Linked DNA regions of Homo sapiens: region 2 is linked to region 1. A link is an interaction called in ENCODE POLR2A ChIA-PET data of the cell type or tissue named here. Cell type or tissue: OCI-LY7. All regions are shown on one strand. Each heading gives the region's core, and the rest is flanking DNA. Links, peaks and the distances in the headings are about the cores only. Region 1 overlaps CLCN3 (chloride voltage-gated channel 3). Region 2 overlaps CLCN3 (chloride voltage-gated channel 3).

Region 1 (16,293 bases), core at 2,723-10,722:
GGGATTCAAACTCTAGCACTTTGATTCTCAAGTCACTAAAATAATTTCATTGTTGGTTTACATGTATACTTTAAGAAATGTGGACAACCTTCTCTCAGAGTAGGTTAAGAACTATTACGTGATGCCTTCTCCCAAACACATATGTATATGCACTTAGCCTTTGGACAATAAATACAATCTTACCCTTCACCATCACCATCCCTCTTTGCCTTTGGTTGCAGTCCACTTTTTCCCATATTATTTAAAATGCTGCAATAGAAAATTGCAGAAGTGGTGAGCACTGCTTTGCTCCCAGCACTCACATCCTTATGCTTTAGCAGAAGTTTACGATAGTAATGCATCCCCATTCTTACCCTCAGTTGTTCCCGACATCTTATGCCACAGGGTGTACCTTTACCCCAGGTGTACTTACAAACAGGTTTTCAAACTTTTTCTTAGCTTTTGAAATGTTTTTCAAACATGAAGTGGAGAAATGTTTCTCACTGACATAGTATATAGATATGTACTTAAATAAAACCAAAGTTTAGTAAACAATGCTTACTCTTACTACTTGGTATATACTGATATTTTATTTTGTTTTTTTAATCTTTCCTTTTAAAATACTGGTCACAAGTCAACTGGTTTCATGATCAACATGTTAAAACTTGAAGTTTGACAAACACTGAACTAGAAAAATATAGGCATTAATAAAATTGTCTGCTTTCCCAAAAATACAAATATAATTTTACCCACAAGCTTTCCACATATATTTGCTGAACTGAACTTAAAAAAAAAAAAACAACACAACCTTAATTGCTGCGCCTTAAACTGAGCTTATTAGTAAATATCACAGTGACACTGGCAGGAGCCTAAGCCTTTTCTCAAAGGGGTTTATCCAAATAATAGTTTTACATGAAAAATGATGCATATAGTTATTTAAAAAGAGTTACTTATTACCTCTGTGATCAATCTCCAAAGATGTGAAATGGTGATCCTCGTCATTTAAGTTCATAATGCAGATTACTGTTACATAAGACACACATAAAACATATGAACCTTTTTAAAAAAATTATGGAAGGAAGAGGCAGAAATCCAAAATACTATGTATTCCTTCACAACCTATTTGCTTCTGTATGTTAAGAGCAGGAAGTCTAGCCCCAGATGGTTTTTTTTTTTCTCTCTCTGTGACCCTACTGATAAGAAATGGCCATCCTGGTAAGGGATGGGAAAGTAAACGTTCTAAGTTGATAGTGGAAGTTCCAGAATGTTAGCAGACTCCAAATCAAAGATTAAAAAGGTAATGGCAAGAATAGTGCCTCACATTTAGCAGGTGGTCAATTAAATGTCTACTGGGTAAATAAATAGCAAAAAAGAAGCATACGCTATTAAAATTTGTTCAGCCATTCAGTCATATTTAACTGTCTAAACTGCAAAGACTTGCAAGTTAATGCCAAATCTCAAAGAAGTTTACCAAAGATACACAACCAGGCAGCAGCAATACTAAGCCCATTACTCAATTCACTGTTTTCTTTTCTGTTCTGTTGCCACCTCAAAATAAAAAGCCACATCCTTAGTTAGAGATGATAAGGTGGATATTAAGACATCTGTGTAATTGGAAACAAGTTCCACATTCAATTATTATGTCTGCAAATATGATGAGCTGTACAATACATGAATAAAAAGGTTTATAAAATTTGCTAAATTTCATATTTCATAAATTTATAAAATTTGTTAGAGAAACTAGAGTAAATCCATTTTATGACCTAATTAAAGTTGCAAAGGGCTACAAAGAAACTAGAAATTAAACATATGTTAACTTAAAAACAAGAAACAAAACCTTAAAGTTCAATTTAAACTACCAGTCTCCTGCATAAACGCAAAGCAGAAACCTCGATGCTGGGAAAATAGCCAAAATTACAAACTTAATCAATGCGGCAGGAAATCTGTTCACACTCGGAAATCTTGATACAAAGCATTTCTGACAAGCCATGAGATGGCATAAAATTAACCATACTAAAGTGTCAGCTATTTTTAGAAAATCAAGCTAGAGGTAGTAATATGAACCAGATTTTATTGAAGATTTGAAATTCAGATACTGTGGGAAAAGTACATTTAAAAACAGGCTTTGTTTTATACTACTGTTGTAGAAACAAGGAGTTTCTGACACCAAATAAAGAATCTTTAGTTGTTCCTTTAATTTACAGACACTTAGATGGATTAATTTTTAAGAAGAGGTTTAATTTTCTAGTTGGATAAAATATTAGGGCCAATAAAAATATAATAAGTATCTGAATCCTAAAATCATTTTACAAAGAGCCTGCAGAATGTCCCTCTGGCAATAAGAATATCATATAACACCTGGATTTTCAAATAATGTGCAAAAAATGATACTTTTCAAAGGGAAGAAAAAGGAACAAACCTCTATTATAATAGAAACCCAAAAAAGCTTTATTTAGATACACTGCTGAGCTAATGAATGTCAAGAAATAATTTCAGGGAGAAACTTGAAAAAATAAGACCCCAAACTTTTATTTCAATGGCAAAGCGACACTTTTTGTGGTTTAAGCCCATCATTAGTCCTCTAGGATCTGCCACTCTTCCAACTTCCACCTTTCTACACTACCCTCTCTACTGACTCACAACAAAGCTGCCTTTGTTGTATCAAAACTAATCCAAGAGCAACACACTAGGCATTTCCTCCTGTTATCGCATTTACTCATTTTATTATATCCACCAGGAATGCCCTATTGAGTCCCCTGTGTATGTGAGAACAGTCTACTTTGATAACACTTGTCAAAAGCAGACTAATCTGTTCTTGGGACTTTGGGGGAAGAAGAGATTTCTATCATTTCTATCGTTCACTAGAAATTTACTAACTTCCACAGGATTCTGTCTGTGTTTAAACTTCTTATGCTTCTACCAGACTTAAAACACAAGTTACTATGAAGATACGTGTAGAGAGAAGCAGTTTAGCCTCATGATTAAAGTATGAGCCAAATATCTGGATGGAATTCTGACTTTTCCTTAACAATTCCTTACCTCAGTCTTGTCAACTAGAAAATGGGGATTATAACAGTACCTACTTCATAAACTTGTGATGAGGATTTAAATAATTTCATACACATAAAGCACTTAGAACAAGCCAGGCACAGTGGCTCGCACCTGTAATCTCAGCTACTTGGGAGGCCAAGGCAGGAGGGTTGCTTGAGCCCAGGAGTTGGAGACCAGCCTGGACAACATAGTGAGACTCTCCCTAAAAAAAAAAAAAATTTTGTTTTTTAAATTAGCCAGGCAAGGTGTTGCAAGCCTGCAGTCCCAGGTACCAAGGAGGGTGAGACGGAGGATCTAAGCCCAGTAGTTCAAGGCTGCATTTGCTATAATCACTCCACTGCACTCCAGCCTGGGTGAAAAAGTGATACCTCTCTCTTAAGAAAACAACAACAACAACAACAACAACAACAACAAAAAAACCCACTTAGGACAGTATCCAGCTAACAGGAAATTCTAATAAATATTAACTATTATTAATATTACTATTTTTATAATTCTCCACAGCACCTAGGAGTGCCATATGTGTGTGTATATGTATATATATATATACACATATACGCACACACACACATATATATACACACACACACACACACACACACATATATGCTCACTCTGAATGAAACAATTAAATATTTAAATAATTGTTAAAGGCCCCTCATGGAGTAAATGGAGGCTCAGGCCCAAAAGATCAAATCCATTATAAAGGGTTGGTAGAAGAAAGAAATTTGACCTCTAAAACTACTTAAACATCTTGAACAAATTAAGAAGAAAAAGTGTAAAACTAACAGTCCAGATAAGCCAAGTCTTTTTTCCTGATAAAAAAGGAAGAGACATTTTGAGAGAGCTTGATTGTTTCTATATAGGAAATCTACCCCTAAAGATGGCTATTTCTGAAATGTCATCTTAATTTCTAATCTATCAATAGTATATCAAACTAATTCTAATTTGAATCTACTTATACTTCCAGACTTGACATTATTTACTTAAATAGGAAGCTTCACCATTTACCATCTCGCCTTGAAAAGTAGTATTAAATTCAATTTACTCAACAAAGGTAATCCTTGGCTATAGCACTCAGGGATTTACTAAACAGATCCATGTTTACTTTATTGATATCCTTCACAATTTTATACTTTATCTGCCTCTTCACTATCAGGCTGAAGATCAATTTTAATCATTATAGTTTTGTTCTTCCTCACAGGGAAGCTGATTCAGTTTTTTCGATTTGTTAGCTGCCTGTCTCCATCAATTCCATTGTGTTGACCCATGGCTACAACAGGTCATAAATTATGGACAAAAAATAACATCTTACGCATAGACACTAGGATACTACAGTATGTTTGAGGTAATACAGTACAGTCACGAAAGCCTAATAACTGACTTATCTCTACTACACATACACAATGTTACTTTCAAATAACAATGACTTATATTAATAGAATAAGTCTCATCAAGGGATAAAGAACCTATTTGAGCTGCCAAGAGTGGGACTGATTTAGATCCTAAGCAAGATTCTTAAAGGATTATTTATGAAAGTATAATAGAAATAAAAAGCTTACGTTTAGGTAATATCAGTAACCATGCCTACTCTCACATAAGTTTTGACTTATTTCTTATTATTTGCATATTTTACACTAAGACAGTCCATAAGTAAGTTCTGTCAAAGACTGTTAAGCTTCACAAAAGGAATTTAAATTTCTGAAGCCCAGGTATTCTGATCTATCATCATTAACAACCAAATGTTGTAATAGCATGAGGAAAATACAGTCTGTCTTGTTTTACAGTTTAATTACTGATTAGCAAATAATGTGACATTTGAACAGTCACTATTCATTCACCTTGCTTCCTGTTTAAAGAACTCCTTACCAGAAAACTGATAATCAGAACATAGGAAATAGAAGAATTTATGATCGTAACATTAAGAAAAAAAATTTAAAAAGCTCTGGGTGGTGTGATTACAAGAAATTATTTTCTTCTTTATGCTTTTAGATATTTCTTCCAAATGTTCTAACATATACATATACACATATATCAAAATTTTATTAAGAAGGTAACTCTGTAAGAGAAAGCACAATGTATGTAACATGATCCTTACACAGCTTTTCTCAAAATGTAAAAAGCAAGTTTTTACTAACTACAGAATACTGCAAGATAAATAATGCTACAACTGTTCAGACCCTAAAATAGTGTGTAGCAGACACAATGCAACCAACAGACATTTGTTGAATACATTATAATGTTTAAATTATAGTGGAACTTAATACTAAAAAAAAAGTGTTATCAGAACACAAAGTATATTTTAAATAAAGCAGGCTAATTATATTAGAAAAACATTATTACTTCCTTATATACTTACAAATAAAAGTTTGGGTTAAATCATAAGGTGAGTTTATAATATCATGCAGTAATTCAAACTAATGTGGCTCAAAAATGAAGTCACATAAGCTAAGAGATTTTTCTTGAAGTTCAATTTTTTTCTAGGACAACAAATGTCGACCAGTCTGTTTTTCGAATAAGCAATTAAACAAAAATGAAAAAAAGGGTAGTAATTAACATGCAATTAATTTTAAGGAGACTGAGGAAGTGCCTGCCAAAAGATTTACAGGCATGCTGGGTGCTCTTCTGCTTTTCACAAACCAATATTATTTTTTCTGACATTTAGTCAAATGTGTTTTATCATATCAAATTTCACAAGATACCTGTGGAAGACAATGTAGTATGTTACTCAGCCGAAATACATATTAAATAAAAAGTATTAATATAGAAATTATTCATCTTTACTATCATTTTAAAATGTTCTAAAATGTAGGTAAAGCTTTTGCTATAAATTTACTTTGTGGTGTAAAATCTACATGGTAATTGGCAGCAGCTAAAATATAATGGTACATAGGCACCTGATTTCTCTGTGTAAATTAAAGGAAATGTAAGTTTTCTGAAGGAAGAAAAACATTACTTTTTAGATGCCAACCAACACGACTTTAGTTGGCTGTAAAAGCAGATTAATTCATTTTCAGAGTTAGAAAGAAGATTTTCATGCAGAAGATGGAGTCGGAGCCCGACGTGATCTGAAGCAGTACTAATCTGCACAGAGAAAACAATCAGGGATGGCTACACAACCATTCAGAAGGTTGCATTTTCCCCTTACTAACAACCCAGGGCAACTAAACAACGTACTGCAGTATTTAAAGGACAAACGAGAACCAGTTTAAGCTAGAGGACCGCCCAGCCGCATGCAAAACATACCAACAGAGAATTCACAGCAAGGGGATAGTATTACCTCTTTTATGTAATTCCCTCAGGGGAATACTGTCTCCTCCCCCGTCATAAGGCAAATAAGGGTCGGAAGAAGCATCCATGATTAGAATTTTTAAATAGAAGAAGAAAAAGAAAAAGAAAAAGCTTGCTAGCTTAAAAAGAAAGTGACATTTCTTCCATCCCTGCTGCAGCAAGCAAGGGAGATGCCATATTTGATGAGGTTAAAACTGTAGTTCGACTCGCTGAAGCAACTGGGTTCTTCCACAGTGGATGATGTCATCAAAGGGAAATTATTGCAGCCTGGTTGCTAGTGGCTACAATCTAGCAAGGCTTAGAGGCGGCACAGCCTTCTTAATCAGGTCCTGCTACGTATGACAATGACTAAGCTCCAAGTACAACACACAAAACTGGTTTGAGAATTTTGAAACACTCACAATACAGCTTCGGTAGCATCAGTGGTAACTACAGTAAAACAATAGAAACATTATTTCTTTTGGTTTTAAGATAAATATAAAGGGGAAAAAGTAATACAGAGATGTAAAAAGGAAATTTTGAATGCAGACAATGCCCTTTTTCATTTCTAATGTAGAAAAATGAGAGCAGCACTCTAGTAAGTTTGTGTGGTTTTACGAGAGAATGTACTAGTTTTATACAGTAATGTCATGTGAGTCATAGCCATAAAAAAACTACAATATGCCAAAGGTTTCTCAAGAAACTTGGTTCTAAGTCTATTAAAAATAAAAAAAAAATACTCTATAATACAGCAGCCTTTCATTGAGGATTTAAAAACCGAATAACTGAAGAGTTGAATAGTGTTTTATCCCACTCACCAATCTCCTCCAGCGGCTTCTTGTTTCCTTTCTTGAAGGAACTAGCTAGTAAGACATTGTAGCTTTTGAGGAGAAAGAAAACTATCAACGTACTAAGTAACTTTACTATTGTATGTGTCTAAACTACGCAAAAAAGAGGTTTACTAAGCAGAGGGCTTTCCTATCTCTACTAGCTTCCTATTTTATCTCATAAGGGTTTTGTGTTTTTAACTTTTAGCAAAAATGTGTCTCAAAGTGAGGTACTCAACTGTTCTAGAAATTGTTATAAAATTCAGAAATTGTCTCTTTAATAGAAATTTTTATGAAGTTCAGAAATAAAGCAACTTTCTTGTTTAAAACTGTCATTAAAAACAAAAACAAAAACCGCACAATGCTTATTGAAGATCAGAGTTCAATATTTTATAGCTACCTCTGAGAGGATTCCTCTAGACTGGGAGATTCTCCTCCTGAAATGCCTGTTACACAGTGTCACTAAACAACAACAACAACAAAAGGTGTTGTTCATTAGAAGCAATTCCACAGAACTCAAGGGTTCTATAAAATTTGTTTTCCTAAAGTATTGAATGAGACAATCTCTAAGGTCCACTCGAACTGAAAGTGTTTACATGAAAATTGGAGGTGAGAGAAGGAAAGAGAAAACTCAGAGGGCAGTAAAGAGAAGAGAGAAATTCTCTTCAATTTGTGGAGTACTAAATTTTACTTATTTAGGGTCTTTTTAAAAAACTGTATAGGTTAAATCAAGTTTTTATATTTTAAATCTCAGATAAACAGAGCTTCTTATAAAATCTCACCTGAAATTTGGGAGACAGGGTTCCAGGAAAGGAATATAGACTAGAATTACTGCCACAGGAATATTCTATCTTATCCTGATTCTAGCTATTAAAATTTTTGATAGGATAGTAGGTGATTTTTTTCTTTATTTTCTGTATTTTTCAAATATTCTTGGCAATTTTTTCTCCTATGCTCCTTCCTGCACACTGAGCCAATAGTTTTTTTAAACAAGGAAAGCTTTGACAAAGGCTAACTGTACTAAATTAGCTCAATGTAAATTTGGGAGTGTGTGGTTCTTTTATATGTTTTACCACCATATAATTTTTCTAAATATATAATTGTATGGCATTTATAAAGGATTTTGTTTTTATACCATTCATGTTCTTATATGTCTTTACATAAAAAATGAAAATCTATCCACAAGTTTTCCCGGTATTTGTAGGCACTCTCTTAACTTGTTTTTCCTGATCTACAACTTGATCATAAAGAATGAAAATGACAGTCAGCACTCACTGATGGGGGAAATCCTCCCGGTAAAATAAATACTGACAATGCTTCATATTGTAAAAGTTTTGTAGCCATATTTGAATTATTTTTAAAGATAAACAATTGTGTGTATATATAATATATATCTATATAATTATATTTGTATAGAATTAAGTTTAGAATAAAACACATCAAGCCCTTAGCAATTGTTATCACTGAGACATAAGGTAGAGAGGTTGAGGAGTACATTCAGTGTTTATATAATTCCACACTGTTTAAACAAATATATTACTTTTGTAATAATAAACCTAAAAATCTTTAAAACTTCAGAAGTAAACACATCTCTTGTGTTTATGGGGTCCACAACTGCCACTTTCTTAAAGTAAAAGAATCAGTACACAGGTTAAGTCCAATCACAATTTAGAAAAGCACAAGGTAGACTGGAAGATGTGGCAAAAGAGGACTTTGACACATAAGAGGACTTTGATAGAGACTTTTTATTACCATATTAACAAACTGAATTACAGTCAGGGTGGAGCCCAGATAGAGAGAGAGCAGAAGACAAATTCAAGAATTCCTAGGCATAGCTCTGGAAAAATGCTCAGGATGAATTCTAAAGAACCAAAATCACAAGTAGCACACATGAAGCCATCAAAATTCAAAAGGAGAAGTTATTTTTACTTTCGAACGCACCCTCCACTGTAATCTCAACTTGATGTGGAAATCTGGATAAATCACAACCTCTCTGGGATGTCTCTGTATCTACAAACCAGGAAGGCAGAATAGATGATAATAATATTTTAAGAGTTCTACCTTTAAGCCGCCCCTTGTAACAGTAATGATCTGAGAAATCTACAATATTAGAAGTACTTAAATTTTAAAACAATAAAAATAAATTTTAAACAATTTTTTGCCTTTAAATCTACCAACTTATAGAAAATACAGGAGCAGAGAAACATGTTAAATTATAGCTCAAAAATGTAATCAGGAAAAAACCAAACTAGGAAACAAATGACCTGTTTTCTTCAACAAATACAATTTAGTAAGGAAAAAGGGAGAGAGGGAAACCTACAGAATTTTTTTTAAAAAGACTTAAAAGATACAGCAATACAATTTTTTAAGAAACAATTGGGGAAATGGGAAACACAAGATATTTGATTTTAAGGAATTATTCATATTTTAAAATAATGACCTTTAAAAGAATCTTAATCTTTTAGAAATACACAATATACATGTATATCTACCTACCTATATAAATGACACAATGTTTCAGATTACAACATAATTGAGGGAGTAGAAATGAAACAAAATTGGCTATGAATTGATAATTAATTAAAGTAAGTGACCAGGATGAAAAGGTACACAATATTCTTCTCCATATGTTTCCATGTTTTAAAATTTCTTCCATAATGAAAAGATTTTTTATTTGTATTTATTATTTTAGAGACAGGGTCTCACTCCAACGTCCAGGCTGTAGTACAGTGGCATGATCATAGCTCACTGAAGCTTCGACCCCCTAGCTCAAGTGATCCTCTCACCTCAGCCTCCCCAATAGCAGGGAATACACACGTGTGTGCCACCATGCCTGGCTAATTTTTTAATTTCTTTTTTTGTAGAGATAGGTCTTACAACGTTGTCCAGGCCCACCCAACACTGTCCACTGCACCAAGCCAAAAAGATTTTTAAAAGAATGCTTATAAATAAAACCACTTACATGAGATAAACATTAATAAAAAATTACAACCTTTACCCCTCTAATTAATAGAAGCAGGTTAAAAACTGTAGTTTACAATCCATCAGTATGGTTGTAATATGGTTTGGATCTGTATCCTCACCCAAATCTCATGTTGCATTGTAATCCCCAATGTTGGAGGCGGGGCCTGGAGGGAGGTAACTGGATCATGGTGTGGAGCCTACATGAAAGGTTTAGCACCATCCACTTGGTGCTATCTCATTATAGAGTACTCATGAGATCTGGTTCTTTAAAAGTGTGTAGCACCTCCCTCACTGCCCTCCTTGCTTTTGCTCTGGCCATGTAAGACATGCTAGCTTCTCCTTCATCTTCCGCCATGAATGTAAGTTTCCTGAGGCCTCCCCAGAAGACGCTATGCTTCGCGTACAGCGTGCAGAACTGTGAGCCAATTACATCTCTTTTCTTTATAAATTACCCAGTCTCACGTATTTCTTTATAGCATCATGAGAAGGGACTAATACAGGCTGCTTTAAGTTTACATTTGGACACACTATATGGCACTAAACCTTAACTTGCATTGTCAGTCATTCTCCGAATCAAAATGCATCAGAGAAAAAAAAAAAAGATACAGCAAAGCTTTTCTGGGGGACAATCAATAAACTACACAATTAGTTGTAAAGTTATTGAAGCCCTAAAGAAAGAAGAGGTGGAAATTCTTAAAACTGACAAGCCAGAAAATAAATGGAAAAAACAAAATGGTTTTATAATATTCATACCTCATAAACATAAGAAGTTTTAGTTTCCAATATAGCTATCCGGTTACCCAAATAACATATCACAGGAATAAAAATATGAAGAGTTTGCTTTCACAGACATCACACAATTGGCCCAGGCATGGCGGCTCATGCCTATAATCCCTGCACTCTGGAGGCTGAGGCAGGAGGATCACTTGAAGCCAGGAGTTCAAGACCAGACTGGGTAACATAGGGAGATTCCCAGATTCCCGTCTCTACAAAAAATTTATAAAAATGAGCTGGACATAGTGGCACATGCCTGCGGTCCTAGCTACGCAGGAGGCTGAAGTAGGAGGATCACTTGGGCCCTGGAGGTCAAGGCTGCAATGAGTCATGATTGCACTACTGCACTTTGGCCTGGGCAATAGAGCAAGACCCCATCTTAGAAACAAAAACAAAAAACATCACACGATGATCAATTTTTCAAAATCAGAACCAAAACCGGCAAACCTGTTTTAATGCCTAAACAATTCCTTTTGAAGGAGTTTCTCAAATATTCAGGCATGAACATAAGCTAATATAAAGACTAAGCAAAAAAAGATTTTAAGAGTTCTAAATTTTAGAAATATTTAAATCCAAATATGCCACTATTTACCTTAAGTGGAACCAAACTAAATGTTCCAATTAGAAAATAAATGCTACCTAATTGGATTTGAAAGTTCAACTATACAGTTCAAGAGTTTCAACAAAACAAACAGATGCAGAAAGACTGAAAGTAAAGAGGATAAAAACAGTATAATATGCAAACTCTAATCCAAAGAATATTGGGAGTTATATTAATATCAAAGTAGATTGTAAGATAAAAAACTATAATTAGAAATAGAGTTATTTAAAAAATAAAAGTGGTTCAATTCACCAGGAAGATATAACCTAATAACATAAGATCAAAGTATATAAAGCAAAAATTGACAGAATGACAAGAAGCAGTAGATAAATGTGCAAATACAGTGAAAATTTTTAAAATACTTAATAGAAACAAACAAGGAGAATAATCAGTAAAGAAACAGAGTATTTTCATAGATTAACAAACTTTACCTAATGGACATGGAGAGAACACCATAACTGAAAACTTCACATTATGTATTCTTATAGCATACATGGAACATTTACAAAAGTTGACTTTTTTTCTGGGCCACAATGCAAGTTGCAAAAAATTTCAACACACTGTAATTACATAATGCATATTCCCGGACCGCGATGCAATAATGTTATAAATAATTAAAAACAGCCAGAAATTCCTCATGTGTTGGAAATTATAAACTGAACTTCTAAATAACCTATAGCCCAAAGTAGACTCATTATAAACGTTAAAAATGATTTTTAAATAGTGATAATAAAAAAGGCATATGGCATAGAAATAAAACAGTATCTGAAAAAAAATTTATAGCTTTAAATGCACTTAAAGGCAAGTTAACTGAGGAGCTAACCATCCAGTTCAAGAAATTAGAAAAAAAACTCATCAAAATAAACTCAAAGAAAGTAGAAGATCAGAAATTAATGAAACAGAAAAGAAATACATAATAGAAAAGAACAAAAAAGGCAAACCAATTCATTGGAAAAACTAACTATTGATAAATCTACAGTGACACAGATTAAGATGGGGGAGGGCAAGGGGAGAGAAAGGAGAACAAGAGAGAGGAAGAAGGGAAAGGAGGAGGGAAGGAGAGGAGGGAATAGGAGAAAGGAAAGGAGACGGAGAAGAATTGGGAAAAAGAGAAGAAAAAGACACACAACCATTATCAGGATGAAAAACCAATAGTACAAAATGGGGAGTCTAGAAATAGGCCCTCCTATATATAATGAGCCCTTCATATATGTATCAGAGGTGGCACTGTACAAGAGTGGGTAAAAAATTGTTTTCTAGTAATTGATGTTGGGACAACTGGCTATCTGATATGGTTTGGTTGTTTTGTCCCCTCCAAATCTCATGTTGAAATGCGATTTCCAGTGTTAGAAGTGGGCTTAGTGGGTGTTTGTTTCATGGAGGTGGACCCTTCATGAATGGCTTGGTGCCCTCACCATGATAATGAGTGAGTTCTTGCTCTGTTAGTTCACAACAAAGCTGGTTGTTTAAAGGAGCCTGGCATCTCTCTCATGCTGCCTCTCTCACCATGTGACACGCCTGCTTCCACTTCAGCTTCTATCATGATTGGAAGCTTCCTGAGGCCCTCACCAGACAGAAGCAAATGCCAGCACTATGCTTCCTATACAGCCTGCACGACCTCTTTTCTTTCCTTTTTTTTTTTTTTTTTTTTTGAGACGGAGTCTCACTCTGTCACCCAGCCTGGAATGCGGTGGCATGATCTAGGCTCACTGCAACCTCCACCCTCCGGGTTCAAGTGATTCTCCTGCCTCAGCCTCCTGAGTAGGTGGGATTACAGGCGCCCACCACCACGCCTGACTAATTTTTTGTATTTTTAGTAGAGACAGGGTTTTATCATATTGGCCAGGCTGGTTTCTAATTCTTGACCTCAGGTGATCCACCCACATGGGCCTCCCAAAGTGCAGGGATTACAGGCTTGAGCCACCGCACCCAGCCAACCTCTTTTCTTTATAAATTGTCCGGCCTCAAGTATTCCTTTACAGCAATGCAAAACAGACTAACACACTATCTATATGAGAAAAAAATGAATACACTCTAACACATACACACACACACACATATACAAATCAGATGACTACACAACTAAATGTAAACGGCAAAGCTCTTACAAAATAATATAGAAAAATGTCTTCATAACATCAGGGTAGGGACGTTTTTTAAAATTAAGACACAAAAAGCCTTGGCCATAAAGCAAAAGATTAACACATAGGACCACATTACAACTAAGAATATTTGTTCATAATTTGTCCATTAGAAGAGTGAAATGCACTCCATAGAAGATAGCTGTAACACATTTATCCAACAAAAAGTTTGTGTCTAGAAAATAAAGAACTTCTACAAATCTGTAAGATAGACACTCCAATAGAAAAATGAGTAAATGACCCAAACTGGTACTCTGAAAAGGATTTCCAAATAGACATGAAAAGATGCTACATCTCTTTGACTACAAAGAAAATGCAAATTTAAACCACAATCAAAATCCATACATAGCTAGCACACTGACAAAATTAAAAGTGTGACAATATCAAGTGGTTAGTGAACATGAAGCAATGGAAGCTCTCATACATTCTTGGTCTGAATGTATACTGAAACACTACTGGGGAAAACATGACCTATGACCCAACAAGTTCACATCCAGGACAAATAAAATTTGTGCACCTAAGGACCTAAGTACCACACAAGTACATGCATAATATTCAAAGTAGCATTGTTAGTAACCACCAAAACCTGTTAGGAGCTTCAAGATCCATCAAAAGTAAAATGAATAGGTAAACTGTAGTAAATTCATTTTTTAAAAAATGATATATAATAGTTTAGAGCAACCACACAGCTACTACCTGCAACAACATGCCTGATTCTTGAAAGCCACATTGTGTGAAACCAAGAAACAAAGACATATACACTATATGATTCCATTTACTTAACTTTCAAAAACAGGCAATCCTAAATTATATACTTCTTTTTTCAACACACCATTTCTGGCTTGAATGAATTATATTCTTAAGGATGCATACCTAGATGAGCAAACCACAAAGTAAAGCAAGAAAGTGATTAGACAAAGAGAAAATAGTATTTACCTTCAGAGGGAAAGGAAGGGTTGTGATTAGGAACGTACACAGGAGGCTTCTGGAATATGGTTATGCTTTATTGTCTTAACCTCAGTGGGCTACAAAGATGCTTGCTTTGTAATAACTAATTAAACTACACAATTACGTTTTATGCATTTTCTGATGTGTTATGTCACAATTCAAAAGTCTTTAAGTTAAAAACATATCCTAAGTATCTCTAATTCTATTAATATCTAATGTGGATTTCTTCTTTTTTTCCCTACCTAAACCCTTCTAGTTTAATCTTATTTACAGTCTCAATCAGTTGTAGGTAACAAATTTCATAAGCATCTAAACTGACTTCAATGTGTTCTAAGGTGCTGGTTTTTCCAAGGAATTTCCTCTGTATTTCAGAACTGTGTAAAATAGGTCCATAGACTTATTATTTTATGTATAATCAATCTTCTGTATCCAGGGATTCTACATCTGTGGTTTCCACATATGTGGATTCAACCAACTATGGCTTGAAAATATTTAGGAAAAAAATGGATGGTTGTTCTGTACTGAACATGAACAGGCTTCTTCTTCTTGTCATGATTCCCTGAGCAATACAGTAGCACAACTATTTACACATTTACATTTTATCAGGTATCATAAGTAATCTACAGACAATTTAAAGCATATAAGAGGATGTGTGTAGGTGATATGCAAATACTATGTCATTTTATATAGGGGACTTGAAAATCCATGCATTTTGGTACCTGAGGGGCTCCTGGAGCCAAACTCTCACAAATACCAAGAAATGACTATATTTGCTTCAGCTTATGATTTTACAGGTTTAGCACATAACTCCTCCAGCCCTTTTCAACTGAAATTCTTAACCAGAACCACAACACAAAACATGAAGCTTGAAAATTTTCTCAATTCTCCCAAGGACAGTTCATAGGTAATATTCTACATGCACAGAAGAAAAGTTAATTTGTCGCATCATGATATTAGGGTGAGAAAGGTAGAGTGAAGAGGTAATCATTTTAGTTAACTTTCTTTGAAATTTTTTTAAGAAGAAAAATTTTTTTTGCAATGCAATGACAATAATTAAGGTGGTAAGTGAGGTATAAACCACCAGTTTCTGTATATTATAAAATTAAGCTGATTTCTTTCCAATGACCTTTCTGATGATATCTATCCAGTACTTGATTGACTTTCCACTGGCATCTTAGGCTAATTTTATCAAGGCACCAGTTTATTATTAATACCAACTTCTTTCCTAGTTCATTAGTAACATCCTGAATTACAGCATTTCATAAACCTAGTATGAGTTTGTCTTCCCTAAATGCATTACCTTACTCTTATATAAACGCACAAATTTGGGCAGTCTCCTACTCCCTCATATAAGTATAATAGGTTAACTAAGTTGCTCTGGCTGAAGCAGTCTGGAGACACAGGTGTAGAAATGTTTACAAAGTAGTTGGCAACAGAATGTGAAGTGTCAAATGTATTAAGAACATGACCCTGCTTAGAATAAATATCAGATGAACTTTAGAATTATTTGTTTATTTCTAAAAATAATTCAGAGTAGAGCATTTAAAAGAGCTCTGACCTTTTCCCAACAGACAGACATTAAATGGTAGCAGTGATATGTTAACTTCATTTAAGAATTTCTTACAAAAACTCTGCCAAAGATTTACAATGTAACCACCATTCTATACTTTCTAAACTGGCTTAAGAATATATGTTGTCAAATTTGACTTTAGAGTCAAATGTCTTACTCATTAGAATA
Region 2 (16,293 bases), core at 3,130-11,129, 57 kb before region 1:
CACTTTCTTCCCTCTTATCCCTCTCCAGCCACAGTGATCTACTCAGTGTTCCTTGAACCTGGCAGGAGAATCCTTTGTATATAGCATTTTCTCTTCTTACAACATTTTTTCTCACGGATAAATGTCCTTCTCTAACTTTCTGTAGGTTTCTGCTCAAATGCTTCCTTATCCCTGAGGCTTTCCCTGATCACCCTCTATAAAAATGGGGTGGGTGCACACACCTTCACTTTTTGTACATTACAAAAACTATAACAGGATTCTTGACTGATTTTGTATATTCGTAACAGTGTGCAGTACATAAAAATCCTTTTTTAAAATTGCTGAACTAATCCATATTTATCACCATCTGACATACTCTAGATTTCTCTTCCTGCTGGAATGAAAACTTCAAGAACATAGAATAGCGCCTGGCGCCCAGTAATTGCTCAGTAAATACTCAGTGAATATAAATGATCTACTCTGAACTTTTAGTGTGTTCCTTTTTACTAAAAGCTTAATAGTAAAAGACCACATCTTAATCAAAGGTTGTTACTTACCACCCTCTTTTGGCAGTTCTATTAGCAAATGTCCAAGGTGATTTTTTAAAGACATGTAAATAAATCGTTTTACCTCTTTTCATGCAAATAGCGTAATTTTTCTTGCGAAAAAAAAAAAAATCACTTTTGAAAGTGAGCTGAAATGAAATCAGTTTTCTGTGGACCTGCAGCTTTCACTGACAAATGGGGGCGCTAAACCATTGCTGGTGGTATGAACATCCTGCTGTCAATCCAGCATCTATCTACTCTTCTATTGCTCCTTGCTTGCAAAGTGTAGAAATGCTTTGTAACCTGAGAGAAGCATTATAATTATTACCTTTTTGGGGCTCCCTGTGCCAGGCATATCGGCCTACACTGCGTAGGGCAGCAGTGAAGAGGGAGGACTGTTACAGATATAATTAAAGGCCAAACCACACATTGTCATATAGATTTTAATAGATTTTCTGATTAACTCATCACAGTAGTCGTTTTTACTGTAATGATATGCAGCTTTACTACACTAGTATAAATAAAAACAGATAAATACAGCTCTAGGCAACATTACAGATTAACTAAGCATTCTTCGTGAACCAAAACTGAAAACAATTAATTATTAAGAAGAAGAGATGCTGACACCCTTGCCCATTCTCATCATACCTTCTCAAAAAGGGTATTCAAACAAGGCGCTACACTTATTATATTGGTAAATTAATTTGCCAATTAGCCAGGCACAACAATTTCATGGTCTCCACTATTTCATTATTTTGGTTGAAAAGGAGACACACTTCAATGTATGAAAAAGAAAAATGGAACAGATAACACCAAAGAAAACCACTAAATGCATTAAAAATACGGCACTTTTCCTGTATTTTAGCAGTAAGATAGAAATACTAGGGATAGAAATATACCAAAAAACAAAATTAATGCTTTAATTAATATCCACCCTGAAATGTCAGTCTCTGAAGCAAGATGGGCAATTAAAGGAGGAGCAGAAATAAAAAAGGGAAATATGATAAAATAAACTCCATGTGAAGTTTTACGAAGCTATCTGCAAAGAAACCGATTTGTCCTTTGAAGGCTATTAACTCAGGACAATTAAGTTATCCAGCAGCCATGCTGAGGAGTTCATAGTCTAGCAATACGTTGCACACAGGCAAATACACTTAAGACGAGTTGGAGATATACAGAACTATCATTTAGAAATGATTTTACTCTGGATGGCTCAAAAAACTTTGAAAGGGCTATGAAGAAAACTTGAAGTCTGTCAAAGGAGAGAAGTAATAAGGAATAATTTTAGGCAGATAGCACAGCTAAGAATGTTTCCCAAAATCCCGAAAATTTTGCTCAACTTTCAATCCTCATTCTTATATGGCTTCATGATCTTATGTCTTCAGGATCTTACAGATCTTAATAGGTATACTATAATTAAGAACTAGGAAGTGAAGAATCACTTTCAAAATGTAAAAACAGCTCATTGCCAGTTGTGTTTCAGAAAATGTCTGTCTGGGCCAGGCGCAGTGGCCCACGCCTGTAATTCCACCACTTTGGGAGGCTCACGCAGGCAGATTGCTTGAGCTGAGGAGTTGAGACCAGCCTGGGCAGCATGGCAAAACCCCATCTCTACTAAAAATACAAAAAAATTAGCTGGGCATGGTGGCGTGTGCCCGTAGTGCCAGCTACTTGGGTGGCTGAGGCGGGAGTATCACTTGAGCCCAGGTGGTCAACGCTGCAGTGAGCCAAGACCATGCCCCACTGCACTCCAGCCAAAAAAAAAGAAAATGTCTGTTTGCAAAAATTTCATTTTCCTATCAAAAATGCATAATTACAGAATATTTAGCCCAGTCCTTTGAGTAAACTGCCTTTGCCAATTGTGAATTAAGGCTGTGATTAAAACAGACAATTCCAAAAACAAAAATCCCAAATATAATCCAGTGCATTTTCACTCATCCTGCAAAAAATGTTCAAACCATCACTGACCACTTCAAATATGGACGTAACCTAGCCCGAGATTCAAAGGTTATTTTCAGATTAAAATTTTAACTGCTATCTTTGCAATTCTATTGTTTTCACATTTTTGGTTTGATTTTTTTTTTAAGAAGGTATACACGAACTTTCGGTTTTATTCTCCAAAGTAATGTAGTTTTTCAACTTTCCAGTTAATGTAGTTTTTCAACTTTCCAGTTAATGGGTCAAAATGGACAGGTCAGAAGACATAATCCAGAGGATGGCAGTGAAAGATCAGAGAAAGGTTTATGTGCACACTGGATCACAGAGAGAGAACCACAACCTTTTTTTAAACCTTTGTTCCCACTGTAAACTTTGTTCATATCTCTGTATTTGTAAGTCTGAATTATTCTATAAAAATCACATTAAAAAGGTAAAATTACTTAAGTGCAATATTAACTGATCTGTATTTTATAAATTTTAATCCATAAAAATATAAATAAGAATGGTAAATTTTTAAGAAAAAAAATATACATTTAGTGCAAGTTATGAATTACATTTCTTCTTCAGTGTCAGCCATGAGATATCTTGAGAAAAGAAAAGAATGACTGATCTAATTTCAATTTTAAAAATTCCAGTGTTTTAACATGCAATTAATACCAGATACAGCTAATCAGAATACTTCCTTCTCTTTACTGTCAAAGCAGCAGCATTTTATTTAATTATGCTCAACAGCACTTGTATATCATAGTAGTAGTTTTAGAAATAGAAAATTTGCATAAGACCCGGTCACATTATCCATAAAGTCTGAGAGGAAAACAAAAAAGAAAACTTTATCCTTTAAAACCAAGCTTCATTGTTTTCGGTTTTGAGCCACACGGCACACAATGAGAGATTTCGTTCTCGCTTCCTTCGAGACTTTACCTGTTTGATGAGCCTTTGTTGTGGTGCATGTGTACTGTTCCAAGCATTTAGTGATGGTACAAACTACATGGTTAATGGCACAAGAAACACTCCCTTCTTGTGATGAAACCTCAGTAAAATCACAGTACATCTCAATATGAGAAAGGACTGCTTCAAAAGGATACACCGATTTAAAGAGGCTTTGTTACAGCTCAGTAGAGAGAGAGAGAGAGAGAGAGAGAGAGAGAGAAATAAAGGCTCTTCTGGAATGTAGAAAGGTAATGCTTAACTATACAATTCATGAATTAAACAGAACAGTTTTGATTAAAAAAAAGGGCAAGACCTTGCAGTTTTATAGATGGCTCAATTCAAAGTAATCCCTCTAGAAATAGGGACTGATAATGTGTCTTTGCAATGTTGGAGCAACAGGCCAGGTGCTCGAGGACTCTGCTGTCATCTCTGTTGAGGCGCAAGCCTGCACTATCAGGCACATCCTCAGCTGAATGCATCCAGTGCAGAACAATAGGAGTTGATACGCTGCTTTCTGTTAGACGGGAAATACCTCACTCCTTTCCTTCTCTCTCCTTTCCCTCCCCAAACAACTCCTCCATTCCACCAGCATTATTTGCAAACCATGTTGCAAAAACCCGGCTTTTATATTTCCTTTCTTTTTTTGTAAAGGAGGAAAAAAAAGTAGATGACTCCCTCAGGTTAAAGAGTTGTGCTATTCAACAAATAAACTTCCTCTTCCGTTTCTTCTCTCTCCTCATCTGTGAGATTCAGTTGAACATTATTGAAGCGGGGTCTTGGTTTGCCGTCTGGGCCATATGCCGGAGGATATCTTTTTTTGTTATAATGCCAAGGAGGCGCCTGAAAGGAATAAACAGAAGACTCCTATGAAATAAAAGGGAAAATAAAAGGAGAAGCTAAATCTATAGCTAAATCCTTTTTGTTGACAGGAATAGAGCAAAGCAAGCAGCCTGATTTTGTATTTCCAAAAAGTACTTTATTGGTAAAGATATTAAAATTATCCAGCAACCATCCTTTGGTATAAAAAGTTACTATGGTCACTAATAGTATGACAGCCTTTCCACCGAGAGTCTGAGGACTGCATGCCTCAATGAAGCAGAGCTATTTTGATTAATGTATGCCAACAAAAAAGTAACAAAAACTGGATGGATGTATGACTAGGAAATGATACTGATCCCATTTGAGAAGGAAAATTGATTTCCATCACATGAAGAGAGCAGTAAAATGATGACCAAATCCTCTCAATATTTTCTCTTTTTCATTTATTTATTTATTTATTTTTTGAGACAGAGTCTCGCTCTGTAGCCCAGGCTGGAGTGCAGTGGCGCGATCTCAGCTCACTGCAACCTCCGCCTCCTGGGTCCCCGGTTCAAGCAATTCTCCTGCCTCAGCTTCCCAAGTAGCTGGGATTACAGGCATGTGCCACCATGCCCCAATTATTTTCAGTAGAGACAGGGTTTCACCATGTTGGCCAGAATGGGCTTCAACTCCTGACCTTGTGATCCACCCGTCCCGGCCTCCCAAAGTGCTGGGGATTACAGGCGTGAGCCACTGCACCCAGCCACTTTCCCTTTTTTAACCAAAATTAACCAATTTTTCAAAGATAATTTAAGGATTGCCCACTTGTATCAGAATCTTCATGAAAGCACATACTATTAAGATAAAATGCATATAAAATGGTCAGCACAGAACGTCAATCCCAAACATCAGAGCCCCAAGAACAAATCTATAAAAGAATCCAAGTTTCTAGGACACTTATCAATGTTTTCCTTTTTTTGATTTAGGCCAGGAAAGTTAAGATACAGTGCTTTTATGAAAGTCTTAGTTGTTAATGCTTACATTAAAAGATAGGTGAAAAATCAGAAGGCAGTCCTAAAAGATTATTATAGGTGAAGCAGAAAGCAGAATGAATGAGTAGCTACGATAATATTCTGGTTAGTAGTTTTTTAAAAAAGGATGCATGAAACACTTGTGAAATATTAGCATACACACAGGAATACATAATCAGTTGTGCACTTAAGCAAACTGGGACAGGTTTCATACAGGTATGACAATTGCAGGGCAAAATAATTTCGGGCATTAATTGCTAAAGCCAGACATTTTTTATGTTATGCAGTAAGATAATTCAAATTTGTAGTCATGAAACCACTAGGACATAAAGCCAGTTAAAATGAATGCATTTGACTCTAAAAGCTGCTTATAGCGTTCCAGAAACATCATACAAAAGGGGCACACACATAATCTAGGTACAATTCACTAATGAGATGGCAGGACACACACTGTGACTTTGAAGATATGCAGGGTATAGCAGAAAAAGAACTAATGCTATGATCACAAATAATATACACATTACACTCTAGTTAGTGTGCCCATTAAAAAATCCATTTAACTGTAAGCAGTTCTAATTGCTAAGCTCCTTTAAAATCCTTTAGGAGCTTAGATTTACCATAAGACTACCACAAGATCGGGAAACATTTAAAAAAAAAAAAAAGGGCTTGCGGGGATGGGTCAGACATTTTTAACCAGTCAGGTGTCTTCTGAGACCGGTGTATCCACTGAGGTAGACAGATTTGCCATATTCACTTTAAGAATGTCCAATAATATTCACTTATTCCACTACCAAACTGTTTACAGTTCTGAAATTGTAATGAATGATTTGATGAGAGATGTTAACTTTTGCTTACTTTCTATAAATGGGATTTTACACATATCTAAATTTATCTTACAGACACATTTTATCAGATACAAATGTAATTGGCAGCATAGTAGGATATTTTTGTTCAGCAGATATCTGGGAAAGACAGAACTCAACAGTTCACAAGTTTCATGCTTCCTGACTTCTAAGGTGTCTAATGAGGAGATCTGATATATCTAATCACCAAGGGTTCGACGTGCTGCTTTAGTTGCTCGAGATGCTCTAATATGTTCTTCTTTGTGATGATCCCCAAGACAATCCTGAAACAGATTATTATGCTAATAACTGTGTGAGAAATTAAATTAAAAGAGTTTCCAATCATAATGATAAAGAATGAGAGAAAAAATAAAAACATGAACCATAAGAATGAGTCTCATGAACTTTAGAAAATAAAAACAAAATGATTTAAAGTTCCAGGTTCCTTTTGCATAAATTCTACTGACTTTCAAAAGTGACACAATACTAATCTTCAATATTGGTGGGTTATTTTTCTTTTTAAAGTAAAAATAATAATTATGAAAGTTTGGAATGAAGATGACTACAAAGCAAAGTACAAAAGAAACTTAATATTGATACATAGCTATAGACCTCTGATATGTAGAGTTTCATTTACAATGTTCTTTCCTCAGAGGAAAATATTTTTCTAATTTCTATGATGTCACAACACAGCAGTTATCATCTGGATCTACCTTGGTGAAAAGGTAGCAAAAGGCTGTGAGGAGACTTAAAAACTCCCGTGGATTTTACTATAATTTCAAATTAAAATTAAAGGCAATGTGCACTAAATAAATAATGCTGACCAAAAGAAACACTCCCTAATGTTCAGGAGCTGTGACTGCCACTTCTTAAAGTAAGCTAATAAAATGTATTTATGATTAGGGATTAAAAGGACTTTCACTTTGTGCATTTTTTTCTAAATAACAATTGTTTCTCATTTAGCATGTCACTGTTATCACATCAAGCAAAGTGATGGACATAAATTCTCATAATGAGGATACATGAAAATAATTAGATTGCTAATTAAAACAAAACTATGGTTACTGGTTTTATAATGGAAATTAATGTGGCAATATAAACAGTGAAAATAAAAAAACCTTAAAAAAACTTTAATCTTTAAATTCTGGAAGCCCATCCAAAATACCCTTCAGGATGACTGGACATTTCCTTGATGATCTCATTAAGTCAACCTCCCTGTTAAACTGCCTTTGAACATTCAGACTTGAAGGATGTCACTAGGAGACTTCAAAGTAGCCTGTTCCTATAGCTACGTCCAGGTGTAAAATAGTTACTTAGCTTGATGGCTGGGGTGGGAGGTGGGGGAGCAGGAGGATAGAGAATGGGAATGACAGAAATGGGTTCTCTGCTCATGTTTTCTCATTATTATGTTAAAAATAATGTATCGATCCTTAAAAGTTCTCAGAGCATGGGAGCAACTTCCCCCTCCAAAAAAGCTCAGAAAATGCACTATATATAATGAACATTCACTCATTCAATAGATGTTCTTCATTGACTAAACATTTGAGATTTCTTTTTTTTAAGCCATCAATTCATTTGATTTTATTGTTGTAGTCAGGAAATGTGAAAATCTTGGCAATTAATTAAATATAATACCAATTGAATTCTTACTCATGCTTTTCTATCCAATTATACAGAATGATTAATTTCAGTTAGTATCATCTATATTGGTAAACTCTGCCAAATCACAAAATATACTGTGAGGAAGGTTACAAATGTATAACGACCCAGTGGCAAATTTAGAATTTTACACAGTAATCTCTGTATTTATAAAGTAAAAACCCTAAAAGATGGAGAAACACACATTAATGGAGAAGAGCGATTTGAGCATAATAAAGTCAGAGTGCTGCTTTAGTAATTTTACAGAGTGGAAGGAAAATCAACGCAAAATGTGGCTCATATAAAACATTATTTGCTGTTTCCTTTTGGGCTAAAAACTAATGATGTAAGAGTTAACAGGGCATAACCCAGCATTTCCAAAGCATGTTCCAAGAAACACCAGTTCCCATGAGTTCTACTATATCCTTCCCTGCAACCCAAAAATAGTTGCATTTTCAAACAAGTCTGGAAAACCATGTATCCTATTACCCATCCCCTCATCTGGGAATCAAAGAATATCAACATATTATAAGTTCTGAGGAGTTCCATAGTAAAGAAACCTCAATTGTATTTAATCCAATACTTTCCAAACTTAGACAGTCACAAAATGTTTTTTCTGAGTCACTCCTATTAACATCCTGCTAATTCCACCAAGATTAACTGATTTTGAAAAATTCTGCAGTTAAAATATAAAGTGCAGAAAACCAATAGCTAATTGAAATTTTTATAATTTACAAACATCTTTCCCTTTCATCTATTCTTTTTCTCCTTGCACCTAAGGTTCCAGATTTGTTATCTTCCTCCAAATAACTATTTTCCACTTCTAAAAATGCAGTATGAACTACACATCAATGATAGCTATGCAGAACTTCATGGTCTCCTTTAAAAACCAGAAGATATCATTTCTTTTCTGGGTTTTAAATAATTTAAGTGAGAAAAAAAACACCCGACTTCCTAATACACTTCAAACAAAACAAAAAGTCCCATGAGCCACTTCCCTAAATGATCTCTTTTCTCCCCATATATGTATCAATTTATTTTCCTTGACAGACAGAAATAAGGAAAATATGATGAAAGCAATTTAATATATTCCCTTAGAAGAAAGTCCAACCCCTTTTTTCATATGAACAGGCAGGACCAGACAAAATTTTAATTAGCTATCCACCCCTCGCTCTATACACTTCGTTATTTTTACACTTTCTTTTAAATATTTTCCTTTCTAATATCTATGCTGCCAAATACCTGGGAATTAATCAACAAACTGAAATATGAAAATTAATCCCTAACAGTTCTGTGTTCATAGTTAACCATAACTCAACAGAATAACATTTATATTTGTCAGTACACAAAAGAAAAAGCCATGCCAGGAACAGAAAACAACTTGAAGCAAATAATAGTTTGTAACAACTCAGCTTAGGTTCCAGTTGAGCCATTTAACAAATAAAAGGGCTCAAGGACTAGCAAAGCTTTATGAAAAGTTGCCCCATTTAACTAGTACTGAGTTTTTAAACTTAATGAAGTCGGTGCCATCATTTAATCAAACAATATTACACAAAGACAAATAGTAACAATAATAACTTATGAATACATCTCTTCTCCAATCAGTATCTAAATTATTAGAATTTAATAATTCTAAACTCCCTGCCTTTAAGGGCTTTATCTCTTTAATGATTTACTTCATATTCCTAAAGAGTTATTTTAATTAGCGCAGTGAAAAACACTAAACATAGATCTAATTCTCTAGTTTCATATTTCTATTCTTAACTCAATCTAATATATTGGCCAAGAAAATGTTTTAGTAGTTTAAGAAATCACAAAGAAAGAGGATTTCTATCAGTCACTTACAGTGCAAAATAGTAGCAAGAGGCTGGGTTTTAAAGTAGGAAAGACAGTCTGATTCCTTGAACCATGACTTGTTCACCACATGACTTTGGGCAAATTATTAAAGCTTCTTGAGCTTTAATTACTACATCTGTAAAGTAGGGCTATAACTACCTACTTTGCAGAGGTCCTGCAAAGTTAAATGAGAAAATATGAAGGTGTTCAATAAACAAATTTCCTTCCTTTCTGTTCTTTTTCTCTCCTTTCTCTGGACAGGAGTCATGTATTCTGTCACCAATGTGTTTTCTACAACATGTTAAAAAAAAAAAACAACAAAAAACTGCTATGATTCTCTGTTTAGAATTTCAACCAGCTTTACGCTGTTCAGGATTAGCCATCCAGTTTATGCATAATCCAAGAATACCCTCTGTTTTTTGGTATTTGCCTTCGGATAAAACAACATTCTTAAGTTCAACAAGAAAGAATATATAGTGGAAATGAAGGGTCCTAAAGAAAGAAGTGTGGAGAAACAGATCCCAGGTCCAGGAAAAGAGAGCAGTGGTGACGAAGTAGTGTATTTGCTAAATCAATTCTGTGCATTAAGGTCTCCACAACCCCCGTGACATCTGTTTCTTTCCTATATTCCTGTCAATGGAGAAACACTGGCAGTTCATGTGTAAAAGGTGGAAAAATAAATTATCAATGTATACATTTTAAATACATGAGTATTTATTTGTCCTTAGCAGTTATATAAATATAAAAGATTTGTGTATAGAGAAAGGTAGACAAAAGGAAACAAAGCATTTGTTAAAGGAGATTTTTAGCTCATTTACAAATTTCATTTAAGTATATATTCTTTCCTTCATTACATGATAAATCAAATATTGGCTGAAAGAGTAAATAGCAAAATATCTAGAAACTTATTATTGTACTAGAAATTTATATACTAAAAATGAAACATTTACAAAAATAAAACAGGTTTTTGCAGTGCTCCATGCAGGTTAGGTCCACTCTTCCCTAGGAAAAGAAGCACTCTAAGCTCAACATGCTTTCATGCTGGAGATCTTTCAGCACCTCTTTTCCAACTTTGAGGTATTATTTACAAATGTCACTGTTTGGCAAAGAGCAGGCAGATGACATCTTTCTTATTCCTTAGTAAATGTGAAATTTGATTGACTGATCCTATATTTGTGACTATACCATAGGACAGACTTTCCCACCTGGGAGCTGACTCACATGCTCCCCTAATAACTATATAGATTCCACTAAAAAGGATCCTATATTCTAGCAAGTGAACTGATTCCTGTGGTACCAGACTTACCCATTGTGAGTTACAAGGCACTGCCTCAGTCCCAGCTTTCGGAAAATATCCACCACGATCTCCATTGGGGTGTGGTCTGTCACTGTAAAAGGGCTCATGTCAAGAATGCTTCGAAGCTTCAATGGCCGAGGACTTTCTGCTGGAAGAGATGGGGTGTGCTGTGCAAAACACACCCGAGAACTGCCAACGATACCTTCTTGTTTTTTCCTGGCACTTTCTGAAAAGAGAGAGAAGAGACCAACACTTTTAAACTGATAGATTTTTAAGTAGGCAACCTGTTTATTCAGAGATAAAAAAAATTAATGTATCCTATGACTTCTGATCCCTTCATTTTTTCCTATCTTCTCCTTAACCAAGAAAGGAGTCAACTGAAAAGCCATTTAGCAATTGTTTATATTTGATTGAATTAGAAGTCAACAATAATATATCATCTTCATGGAAAGAAATTATTTTTTGGTAAAGTTATATCATCGTACAATTTTCTTTACTGAAGCTGTTTTCTAACTTGGGGGCTAAGGAAGTGGGTTTGGAATACGGGATTTTAAAACCTGCACAAATTCTGAGCGCAGTTTATTATAGGAATCCATTATCAAATGAAACCTGCCTCTGCTGAATGTTACTTATTCTGCACTGGAGGTGGCACTAAAGAGAGTTTCATTCTTGCTTTGACTATGCTGTGTCCTCCATCCCTATGAATTAGCTGGTTCTTTTTCTTTTCTCATGTTAAAGTATAATTTTCTAGAAAAGTCATGAACATTACAGATGAGATGAAAGTACAATTATGCTCATAATGCACACAGACTGATATTGGGGGGTTGTTTTATTCATAAAGGCTTTGTTAATTTCTCCTCTCCAGTGTGCTCTGCTTCAAGTTCTTCTGTCCTGCTGCCTACTTCCACTCCACCGTTGAAAGAACTAAAAAAAAAATCTGAATGAAACTGCTGATAAAAAAAAAATGCTAGACAAGAAGTGGCAAAGATGGAGAAAAGTTCAGAGATCACACAAGACGGAGAAGGAAACTCAATGGAGAGAATCTGAAAATAAAATAGTCATTCAGCTTTATGTTTCTACTTTGAGTTAGTATTAAAACTGAGTATATACAGATATGATATTTGTTATAGTGAAAATATTTTGGCCGGCCATGGTGGCTCAGGCTTGTAATCCTAACACTTTGGGAGGCCGAGGCAGGAGTATCACATGAGCCCTAAAGTTCAAGACCAGCCTTGGCAACATAGGGAAACCTTGCTTCTACAAAAAAAAAAAAAAAAAAAAAATCGGCCAAGCATGCTGGTGGTCCCAAGTAATTGGGAGGCTGAGGTGGAAAGATCACTTGAGCCCGGAAGGTCAGGGCTGCAGTCAGCCATGATCATACCACCACACTCCAGCCTGGGTGACAAAGCAAGACTCTGTCGCAAAAAGAAAAAAAAATATATTTTTTGAATACAAATTTTACTACAAAAACATTTAAGCCATAATAAGCATCAGTCCTAAATTGAGAAGCAGATATTACTGCAAACACTGCACTGCTTTTTACTCCTTTTGAACACTACAGCCTTCTTAACTATGTTCTAACACATTTGAGTAGGAGGGCACTAAGTAAAGCCCCAGCAACTAGTACTTACTCAACCACCTTAAAAGCATGATCAGGCCAGGCGCAGTGGCTCACGTCTGTAATCCCAGCACTTTGGGAGGCCAAGGTGGGCAGATCAACTGAGGTCAGGAGTTCGAGACCAGCCTGGCCAACATGGTGAAACCCTGTCTCTACTAAAAATACAAAATTAGCTGGCACGGTGGCACATGCCTGTAATCCCAGCTGAGGCAGGAGAATCGCTTGAACCCAGGAGGCGGAGGTTGCAGTGAGCTGAGGCCGCGCCATTGCACTCCAGCCCAGGCAACAAGAGTGAAACTCCGTCTCAAAAATAAAAAAAGCATGATCATGGCATAGAAAAGAAGTCCATTAGCAATTGACATAAATGATTTTTGAAAAATACCCATTAAGTTGCTTTTAGCTCATAACAATCTAACAACTGAATGGTGTCTGACAACTGAATAGTGGAGTGTAAAAACTACCAGAAGTATCATTAATGGATTCACAAAATAAAAAGATGTAAAGTGTGACATCAATAGTATAAAATGTGGACGGGGGAGTAAAACTCTGTAGTTTTTGTAAGCAACTGAAGTTAAGTTGTTATAAGAAATATATAGTCAAATTCATAACGCTCTAAAACTGCAATAGGGTTTGTAAATCATTTCTAACTCTAGTATAAAAGTTGAAAGACAAAAGAATTAAAAATAACTACAGCAGGCCAGATACAGTGGCACACGTCTCTAATCTCATGTGCTCCGGAGGTTGAGGAGGGGATTGCTGAAGCCCAGGAGTTCAAGTCTACCCTGGGCAACATAGAAGACCTCATCTCTAAAACAGTAATAACTATAGCTAAAATAATTCATTAATAGATATACAAAATAAAAAGACATGAAGTGTGACATTAAATAGAATAACATTCTGAATTAAAACTAACCCCAATTATCAATCTTAAACACCGACAAAATAACAAACACTGTATCAATGAAATTATACTGATTGTTTAAACATTTAATGACAAAATATGTAATTTTAGAAATGTTTAAAAAATTATTTAATGGAATGTTTCTCTTATATACAAAGTACCAGAAGTGAACATTCAATCTCTTTGACTTAAATTTGTCATTTAAAAAAATAACACTTTTCGCCAGGTGTGGTGGCTCACACTTGTAATCCCAGCACTTCAGGAGGCTGAGGCAGGTGGATCGTTTGAGCCCAGGAGCTTGAAACCAGCCTGGGCAACATGGCAAAACCTTGCCTATACAAGAAATACAAAAATTAGCCAGTCATGGTGGCGCATGCCTGTAGTCCTAGCTAATTAGGAGAGTGAAGTGGGAGGATCACCGGATGCCAGGGAAGTCGAGGATCAAGTAAGCCAAGATCGTGCCACTGCATTCCAGCCTGAGAAACAGGGTGAGATGCTGTCTCAAAAAAATAAATCACTTTTATTCTTTCATTTCATTTGGAAACTGCTAAGGAGAGGGATTTTAGATATTCTCCCCACACACACAAAAAATCTGAGTTAATTAGCCTGATTTAACCATTCCACAATATATACATCACATAAACATACATACAATTTTTATCAATTAAAAATAAATAAAATTTAAAAAACAAGTATTACTTTTACATAAATACAGTTTTTGTTTGTTTGTTTGTTTTAGAGACAGGGTCTCACTCTGGACTCTAGAGTCCCAGGGATCCTCCTGCATCAGCGTTCCCAGTAGCTAGGAATACAGGTGGCACCACCACACCCAGACAATTTTTTTTTTTTGGTAGAGACAAAGGTCTTGCTATGTTACCCAAGCTGGTCTTGATCTCCTGGTGCCAAACAAACCTCCCACCCTGGCCTCCCATTTAAAAATATTTTTGATGCTACTCATTCAAGGGCCTTTTAAATAAGGAACATTACAATTTTCATTTTCTTCATTTTTTAAAAAATATTTTTAGTGCTATTCATTCAAGGGCCTCTGAAACAGAGAACAACATTACAGTTTTCATTTGCTGATATAATTCAGGCTTTTTTTTTTTTTGAGACAGGGTTTTGCTCTTCGCCCAGGCTGGAGTGCAGTGGTGGGGCTTACTGCAATCTCCACCTCCCAGGTTCAAGTGATTCTCCTGCCTCAGCCTCCCAAGTAGCTGGAATTATAGGCATGCGTCACCACACCCATGTATTTTTTTTGTATTTTAGTAGAGGCGGGATTTCACCACATTGGCCAGGCTGGTCTCAAACTCCTGGCCTCAAGTGATCCACCTGCTTCAGCTTCCCAAAGTGCTGGGATTACAGGCATGAGCCACCACGCCCAGCCTCAGACTTTTTTTTTTTTTAAAGTCTCAGCATTCCTGTTGAAATGGCCTTAATCTGAGACATCTCATTTGAATTTAATATTTTACAACATTCTGCTTTAGTATGAAACAGGAGAATCTATCTAGTTTAGCATATGTCAACCATCTTATTTTATGAGACAGCATGGAAATTTTTTCATCCTTCAATAAAGTATTTATCATTATATATATCAATTATATGTATTATATGATGTAACTATATATAACACATACATTTTTAATTTATATACAGATCTGTACACTAGGTTTTCTATATATATAATGTAATTATGTTAATATTTATATAATTAATTATAAATTAACATTTACGTACATAATTTTCATATATAGATATGTTTTTTTATAGAGGATATAGAAATATATATCTCTCCCATATAAAAGTTACATATATAAACATATATATGTAATTTTAAATTTATATATATATATAAAACTTAATATACAGGTCTGTTTTTCCCAGTTAAAAATTTAAAACTTTACAAAAACATACACGGTAAAACATTTAAGGTGTGCTTAGAAAGTCATGTGACTAACATTTCTGATGACATGGCTTGGCACCTCACCTACAGAAAGTACCCTCATTCCCTTAAACCAACATTATGTCCTATCTCAATATTCTCTCTCTCAAGACAGTAACAAAACTTTAAAAAACACATCCACACAATCAGTGGGATAATGAATAGTTCTTAATTTCCACACTTTAAAAACATGCCTGGCCTTTTCCCCTTAAATTTCTATGTAAATACCGAAATTCTGACCTCCTTTTTCTTTTCTTTGGCTGGCTACTAGTAAAAACTAGAGAATGGGAATCTTAAACAATGAAATTCTTTTGACTGGGTCTAGCCATGGTAATGGCTAAAAAACTAAAATGCTTGAACGGAGCCAAGCATGACAAAATACTATGTCATCAGCTCTGGCAACTACTATTGTATTAGCTAAGTAAAATTTAGAATGATGGGAATGCTAGGCCTTGAAAAATCCAAAGCTGTAGCCTGTTCCCAAACTGAACAGGGTGTTCTCTGTAGGATCTTTTTTCTTTTCCTTTCTTTTTTCTCTCTCTGCTTAATGGTTCTTACAAATTAAAGAGTTTCCAGTTTGATTTGAGAAACACTCCCCCACATACACTGTCTGGTCTTGTGCCATTCAAATGGCACAAAAATTATTTTTAAATCCTTTTGCAATGGCCACAGAGGTAAGCTGGAAGGGAGATGATATGCTCACAGGAATGACCTTTCAGACAGGCCAAAGGCTTGACACTTCCATTCAGGGTCTGGCACTAAAACCTGGGGAGTAACAAAGCAATGGCTTGATGTACCTATCCTCAGTCACTTTTTAGGGGTTGGAGGAAGAGATATAAGATTGTGTCAAAAAAATATTAAGTCTTAATGGTCTCCTCATCAATACTGCGGGACTATAAGGTAAAGAGAAAAACAAATTTTAGAGAAACAGAACTATAGAAAGTTTAATTTATCTCCAAGAAATACACTATGGCTAATACCTTTAAACAGTATTTTCAGGA

The links. ChIA-PET counts read pairs that join two places held together with the same protein. Peaks named below come from ENCODE experiments on the same cell type or tissue, not always from the same donor. Only the 100,000 strongest peaks of a DNase experiment are listed, where the experiment ranks them.
Region 2: POLR2A ChIA-PET joins it to region 1 with 12 read pairs; 4 of 35 experiments call an interaction of 5 or more read pairs at or near these places.

Annotation. Positions count from the first base shown.
Region 1 is chr4:169,650,466-169,666,758 of GRCh38, reverse strand. All of the region lies in intron 2 of CLCN3 (chloride voltage-gated channel 3), which reads right to left. Among named protein-coding and RNA genes, the nearest start is that of CLCN3, 38 kb to the right of the region's middle. RefSeq lists silencers at 2,527-2,821, 6,067-6,126 and enhancers at 6,427-6,526, 5,709-6,581. In OCI-LY7, for the core only: no CTCF peak of the experiment used is centred there; DNase peaks (open chromatin) are centred at 6,278 and 6,588; H3K4me3 peaks cover 2,296 bases; H3K27ac peaks cover 2,490 bases.
Region 2 is chr4:169,707,846-169,724,138 of GRCh38, reverse strand. It overlaps CLCN3 (chloride voltage-gated channel 3), which reads right to left. Exons shown (of 13, transcript NM_001829.4): 12 at 10,844-11,060; 13 at 466-4,232. The coding sequence ends at 4,142. Among named protein-coding and RNA genes, the nearest start is that of HPF1, 42 kb to the left of the region's middle. In OCI-LY7, for the core only: no CTCF peak of the experiment used is centred there; no DNase peak of the experiment used is centred there.